Regions from separate parts of the Homo sapiens genome. Here all the other regions are linked to region 3. The links are chromatin loops, found by intact Hi-C in ENCODE. Cell type or tissue: dorsolateral prefrontal cortex. All regions are shown on one strand.

Region 1 (2,500 bases), 470 kb after region 3:
ATCTATACAACAAACCTGCACATATGCACCCTGAATTTTAAAATAGATGTTGAAATTATATTTAAAAATATTTCTAACTAACCCCAAAATAATTGATTTCTTTTAAACAAACACCAGAGGCTTCTAAAGAATATTTTTGCCTACATTTTCTTTGGTCATTTTAAACAAATTTGAGCATGCACCCCTATTTTATAATAAAGGGATTTTTGCCCTCGTTTCAAGAAAAATGTGAATCTTGGTACTTAGGAGGGAATGAGGCCTATCACTGTATCTTGATAATGCTAATCAACAATGCAGGAGAGGAAAATAACAGCCTGGATGAGCAGACTACACAGAGTGAGTGGGAAGCTGATGAGGCTTATTGCTTTCAAATGTCGACCCTATTTATAATGAACACTCAGAAAAACAGGACCACGTTCCCTTTGCACACAACTGTGGCAAAGCTGTACTCTCCTGTTTCTCACAATGAGATTTTTTAAACGACGCCGTTGATCTTCTTGGGAATCAAATGATTCAGACAAATGTCTAGAATGGGCTTTGAAAGGCATCTTGGGAAGAAGTGTCCCTAAACCCTCGTGGATAAGGATCTATTCCATTTTCAAATCCCAGGAGTAAATGTGCTTGGCACACCCTCTTTCAGATACTTAACCAATCTTGCCCTTGTTATTATGGCGTGCTTTGAGAAGAGATGAGGAGCAGGCCTGGCCTGGTGGAAACCCTGTCAGATATGTTCATTAGTGCCCTTTTTCATTTCCCCCACATTAGGTTCAGCCTGCAAGCCCAATAGTCCCTACTCCTTTCCCTGGCCCACAGCCAAGAAGAAAGCCTAATGGCTGGAGGGACAAGGTGTTTGGGTTCTGATACCACTAGCAAAGCTTGATTGCTCTGTGTAGTCACTGCAGTCAGACTGGTGTGTATTTCCTCATCAAAGAGGAACTCTGATGCTTTACACCGTAATTTGTATAATTAATCTTCTGAGTTTTTTTGAAATTGCATTTTTGTTGTTGTTGCTGTTGTTAATAAATGCCACAGTGTTATCAATCCACATTTAGTACCAAGAGGAAATAACAATGCACATGAAAGTGAAATTGCAAACCTAGCTCCACCAAAGGTGTCACTCATGAATGATGGGTAAAATGCTGCCATCTTTTGGTTATTGACAAGAGTGAATGGGGGTGGAAAAGTGAGGGGTGAAAAATAGAGTTTGTTATTCTAAATGCAAATTCTCCAGGTTGCTGAGACCTTATTAAAAAAGCTCGGAGAAACATCCTTTAGAATTTCCAGAATTTTTCTTTTTTATTCACAGAAGTTTCTGCTGCTTCATAGACTGTGCAACAAAGGGTTTGTTCCTCTAGCTGCAAGGACTTGTCTGTGGAGTCCAGTAAGTAGAACTGGGTGCAATAATACAGTAGAGGGCTTGTTAGCTCTAGTAAAGAACAAGTGGAATCAGGTTGGTGTAAACAGTCACTTCACTATGACTGTGGTACACTCTTCCTGCCTCAGGAATACTTGAGAGCACCTTGCATTATGTTGCATTGAAATCCATGTTTCCCAGGGTAATGAATTATGTACCATTTGTACTCCAGCCTCTTTTGAGCACTCAGCTCTAAATGTTTGCATCAGTGCCAGTGAGTGTAAGGTGATCTCATTAGGGCAAGAGAGGTGGAATATATATTAGTAGACACAGTATAATTCCCCAATAGCTTAATGTCAATTTACGATTAAAATGCAACTCCACATGCCATTTCTTGAGAAAACTACAAAGCTACAATTTTATTACATAGTCCAAAAGGAAAAGTCCCCAAGTGCATGAACTGGCCCAGTCAACATCTTGCTACAAGACCAGCCCTCCTCATGCATGCAGCTGCTCTGAGGTGGGAAGTAACAGAAGCCCTCGGGTGGTGTGAATTCTGCCGTCATACACCTGCTACATCAATTAAACCTGTCGTCCTCTTTTGGTGGCTAGTTCTGAGAAACTGACGGTTCATACCTTGCTTTTTCAGAAACTATCATGGTAGGCATTTCCCAGTTGAATGTTCTCTATTCGGCAGTCTCACTTGAGACATTTACTAATTTATGATCAGTTTTGTTTATTAAATAATTCAAAGGAGTTGAAAATAGTTTATACTCTTTCCCATTTGGAGGCTGAAAATGGGCTTCCAGGATGCGCTGAGGCCAGGCTGCCTTCTAGAATTTAACATTGAGCTTACTTCTACTGCAGGATTGGATTATCTAGTGATATTTGCTATGAAATCCATGGAATTCGAGGTTTTTGTACTTTAAATGAACAAACTGGGTTGTATGCTATTACCTAAGAATAGGTGTTGTCAAGTCAACCATTTAAATTGTTTTGGGTATATACTATGAATCTGTCTTCACCCCTTGGAGAAGAGGTGTGGTGCACATCCTAAACATCTGTAATCTGGCAACAAGAAGAGAGAGTGTTTTATTTTTATCTATAGGCTCTCTGTAATATGTATGTGTATCTGTGTGAACATGC
Region 2 (2,500 bases), 960 kb before region 3:
ATGAGTAATATAGAGCTTGAGAACCAGAGTATATTATAGTAATACATACTTGCTTATGGTCCAGTATAATGTCTCTATCTGTTCTCCCTGCTTATCTCCAGTGAAGTATTTTTTGAGTACAAAAGAAATGACAGCTATGGTTTTTGCTGACACTCATAGAAAAACAATGTCCATATTAGACATTCAGTGTTTTCTTCCCTTTACCCGCTCAGTGAGTATGGACTATGCAAAGCTATAGTTTAAGTACTGTTAACAGCATTTGTAAAAGGGAGTAATGATAGCTACTGTATGTTGAGCATCTACTATGTAGAAGGTACTTTATCTGCACTTTTGAGAATCCTTATCACAGATCTGGAATGCAGTGTCACTTTTCGCAATTTTTAGATGAGAAAATTAGACTTGAAAAGATTAACCACTTCCTGAGGCCATCCAGATGGGTCAGCTCCAAATCATGTGTTTTTCCTACAGCTCTAAACTAAAGACACCACCAGTGCCTTGTTCCCGCAGTTTACCACCCAGTGAAGGAGACAGGGAAACTATGAAATTAGGAACCTAAGTAAATATGCACAATTAGGTGTACTTATAATATTTCTAAATCATGAAGACTAAGATGGCAATGCACCTCATGGTGCATACGTATGCTAAAAGTAGCACACAGTTCTGAAAAGTTCAGGAAATAGCTTTTTCCCATCTTTTTAGGTTGCCATATTTATCTCCAGTGTAGCTAACATTTCTAGGCACGTACCTTTATTTAAATATTAAATAAATGTATTAATATTTAATAAATTATTTACATTGTAAAATATTTAAATATTTTTAGAGGAGCAGGAAAATCTATGTTTTTGCCATAAACTAAGAAATAAAAGCAATAAAATTTGAAATTTTAAAGATGTGGCATTTTTTCTTGCCTACCCACTGTATATCAATCAAAACTTGCTAGGTAGCCACTTTCTGAAGACAGAGAGGAAGATCTAAAGAACTAAAGATACTATCTGCACCTTTATGCACAGCTGGAGAGAGAAGAGTCAAACAAATGATACAAATAGCAAGTGCAATTAAAAGTCAGAGGAGGGAAAGTCCTCCAAGCTGGAGTGGCCTGCCTTTCCCTGGAGATGGAATCTGATCTGGGTTGTCCCGCAGAAGGGAAGGGCATTTATATTACAGAACTTCCCCTTTCTCACAAGCTTTTTAAAGTCTACTGAAGCAAACGATGTCTTTAAATCTTTCACAAATAATAATCATTTGTGACAAAAGAGTCTCAAAGTTCTGCTTATGGTATAAAGGAAAATTAATGTGAATTCATTTGATAATGTCTGATTTTTTTTTTTGGCAAACAGTTTGCACATTTATCTTTTTCTGATCATCACTAAAAACCAAGAGAAGTAAGCTTCTTTTTCAACATTCTGGGGAAAGGGGGAAAAATCTAACATATAGAAAACAAGGAGACCCAAGATTCACTGTGGAAGTCAGGCCTCATGTATCTGGCACCACAAGAGGGCATTCCATTTTATTTCCCAATTGTATGAAAAACCCAGTACCTAGATAGCATCGCAAGGGACTTTCTGAAGCTCAGATTAAGTACTTAAGAACACTTTTCTCAGTTAATTGTGGGAGAGCTGTTTATTTTGCCCAACTGTTAAGTTGTATCTATAACCAAGCTATTATTTCCTCTTTTCATGTAAAGTCATAGATGTGCCTCACAACTGTTTGCTTTTTTTTCATTCTTGATCCAACAAATACTTCTCTGTTGCAATCTATGAGAAAGACATTATGATTGACATTGTGCAGAATACAAAAAGCATACGATGCGAAATCTACTTTTTACTAGTTTACTAGGTACATTTTTAATAGTTTGAAGATAAGCTACATGCATGAATAGCTTAGTGACAAGCTTATGTGTATGTGATAGGAAACTTGAAGTGGGAGGCATTAGAATTCATTCAGTGATAAAGAGCCTTATACTTACCGTATCCTACTTGCTACTTGGTCCTTATAAGCAGCTGATACAATTTTTAAATTTCACTTTGACTTAACATTGTTAAAAATCAAACCATACTGATTTTTATGTAGAGTGGTTTCTCAGGCTGTTTGGAATAGATTTGGGAGTGGTTTTAAAAAGAGAATTTCTTGACTTACAGAGCCAAGGATGGCCTTTCATTTAGAGAAATTTTCAAATTGTGATATAAAATCAACATTTTATATAAGAACTTCATGTATGCTACTACATCATGGGCATAGAACCACTATGTCTCCTGCCTATCTTTATCTATAGTAAAGTATCGACATGGGGTAATTTAGGTGACATTTCGAAGGAGAGTTGTCTAAGTGAAGTGCATCAATAATTGGAAATGAAAGATTATAATTACATTGATGAAACAAAGCATTGTTAAAATAGCCACATCTGTTGAGTGTTATTACCCGGAAAAATCTGTAATCCTATTCAATTTGGACATCTTAGAGGGGGAAAACTTGGGAAATCAAAATGAAATTACTCTTGTTT
Region 3 (2,500 bases):
TTTTTTAAGACTAATTCATCCAAAATAAAGTTTACCAAGTTATGTAATATTTCTCCTTGAGCTAACTCTTCACCCTCTCATACCCAGGGGTATAAAGGAAAGAAAGCAGAAAGGGGGAAGTCTAATTTTTTAAAAAAGATGTATTGCATTGTTGTGAACAAATGTTATCAGTGCTGCTCTCATACTCAGGGAGTGTGTGTGTGTATGCTTCCTGTAGGTCTTCCCCAAGGGAGTGCTGAGGCAAAAGGCAGAAAGCTGCTGAGGACAGAGTGCTCCAAAGATCCCACTCCACCTCAGCCCTGCCTTCTGCCACTGCTGACCTTTTAGGCACAGCGGTGAGCCCTGTGCCCTGCAAGGACCTTTCAGATTAGGTAGGTGAGGGTCTTTGGGAATAAATCTTGAGCAGATAGAATTTGCAGCCTGCAGATATAACCATCTACGTTCGTCATCTGAAGGCTGTCAATGCGTATCACCGAGGAAAAAGAAGAAAAAAAGGCTTACTTTGCAAAACTTCTATAAAGGAAAATGTGTGCAATGGAAAGTACTTGGAGTGATGTGCCCATTATGCATTCTGGAATCAGGCATTATGCAAAAGGATACATCTCCTGCATGCCTTGTCCTTTCACATGGGTCTCAGAGTAGCCCTGAGGATGAGAGCGTCCTTGGAATCTATTTATCTAATGAGTTGGCCATCCTAAATATTTACCATAACAATATGGCAAGCATTGCAGGGGTTAACTCACTTCCTATTAGCCTTTTCTCAGCACTTTCCTCTTTGTTGGGGTGAATTTATTTGTGTAATCTGAAGAATGTGTCGACTCTGCTCTGGACACATTGGCTCTGGACCACACCCAGAGGGAGCATGTAGAAAGGATCTATGTTAGGTGATACCCTGAGAGTGGAGATTTGTAGCTTAAATGAACATTATTTCTGCCAAATCATTTCAAATATGTTGTTTAGTTAAGTTCTCTTCCCTTTTACTTCTTTTCTGTGGATGCATGGTGTCATTTTATCTCCACCCAGGAACTTGTGTCAACAGCTCCCTCCTCGGACCATTCACTAGAGTTGCAATGTCACCATGTCAGAATCTTGCTTTTGTTTTTGTTTTGTTTTATTTTTAAATCTGGAATGTTTTTTACTACTGTCCATTTGCCTTTCACTTTGATGTCTGTGATTAGCTAAGCTCTCTACTAATTCAGACTGAGTACACACAATCAGCAGTCCCATGTGCCTGGATTGGCATATCAATTCCCTTCTGCTCCCCTTGGCTGGTTGGGCTCTCTTTGTTACTAATTTAGTACTCAGTTTCTTATGTTCTTTAAGAGCAGAACTATCAAACTTTATTTTCTCTAAAACTTGATTATATTAATAATACAGAAGACTCATATTAGTGTGTGTGTATCTTTAATTTTTTATTTTGTTGTCAGTTTGTTTGTTTTTTAAACGTTTAGAAGCAGAGTTGAGTATTTCCTATTAAAAACCTGTTGCGCCTATTGGTGTAAACTCTTTAAGTCTGACCCTGATTGTAAGATTATCTGATGACAAAGTATGGACATGCCTCCTACACTGAGCCTTTAGCAGAATGGTTTCAAGATTGTTTTCATTTATTGCCTGTTGAGAAAAGCCGCAGGAAAATGTCAAAGTAGTACTCAATGACATGTTATACTAGTTTTAAGCAAAGGGGTAATTTTTAGTTTTTTATTGTTGGTGCAATTGCCTGTGTATGTTTTTCTTTATGCTGTCTTTACATCATATAGCTTTATTTTCTCCTTCTGTATGTTTGTGGCCCTTTGATTGCCAAATCTTTTCTTGCTTTGTGATTTGGATGAAATCCATTGCTTATCTGTTAGGGTTCTCTCATCAGGTTTTCTTTAAGCCTTGGGATTTTTCCTCATTTCCTTTGTCCCAAAACATGAATCAGAATGGGAGTGTCTCTGCAGGAGGGGAGGGAGAGGAGACTGGGCTGAGTGGAAGAAAAATCTGCTTTCAGAAAAGATGCTGTTTCTTGAGGGGGTCAGACCTGAGGGAAAGTATTGAAAGTCTAGCAAACTCAAGAATCTTTTTCTCCCTTCCCCCAGCTCCAACCCCTAACACAGGGGAGATTCAATACTGACTGTCATGTTATCCACTGGAGAATTTTACTAATAAAATTGTATCCCTGCTCTATTCAGGGTAAGTTTACATGTTGTCACAATGATATACTTCATTCTGATTTTATTATTAAGCTGTCTCAGCAATTCATTTGAAATATAGTCATCACGTTTGAAAACTAACAAAGTTTTAATGGAAGGTAGTGAAATTTTTATACAAAATAGATTTCTTCCATGACGGATTGTTATTAGCTTGGAATACTCAGTGACAAATCAGGTAGTGTAATACTAAGACACATTTAACAGCCTTTATGGTTTTCATGAGTACAGCTTAAATTATTGTCTTTCGCATTACATTCTAAATATAGAAATAATATAGAAGATATGTATGGTTTATCAAGTGATGACCA

What was found. Peaks named below come from ENCODE experiments on the same cell type or tissue, not always from the same donor. Only the 100,000 strongest peaks of a DNase experiment are listed, where the experiment ranks them.
Region 1: a loop joins it to region 3, with 2.7 times the contacts of the local background. A loop is called at or near these places in 3 of 110 quality-filtered maps.
Region 2: it touches region 3 in a loop (5-fold over the local background); 3 of 110 quality-filtered maps call a loop at or near these places.

The regions. Positions count from the first base shown.
Region 1 is chr6:98,513,388-98,515,887 of GRCh38, forward strand. No RefSeq gene overlaps it. Among named protein-coding and RNA genes, the nearest start is that of PNKY, 320 kb to the right of the region's middle. In dorsolateral prefrontal cortex, a CTCF peak has its summit at 1,113 (motif pointing left); no DNase peak of the experiment used is centred here.
Region 2 is chr6:97,076,077-97,078,576 of GRCh38, forward strand. The region is part of intron 5 of KLHL32 (kelch like family member 32); the gene reads left to right. Among named protein-coding and RNA genes, the nearest start is that of KLHL32, 150 kb to the left of the region's middle. In dorsolateral prefrontal cortex, CTCF peaks have their summits at 1,553 and 1,761; no DNase peak of the experiment used is centred here.
Region 3 is chr6:98,039,341-98,041,840 of GRCh38, forward strand. No RefSeq gene overlaps it. Among named protein-coding and RNA genes, the nearest start is that of MIR2113, 16 kb to the left of the region's middle. RefSeq lists enhancers at 1-634, 635-1,432. In dorsolateral prefrontal cortex, CTCF peaks have their summits at 1,078 and 1,288; no DNase peak of the experiment used is centred here; H3K4me3 peaks cover 585 bases; H3K27ac peaks cover 480 bases.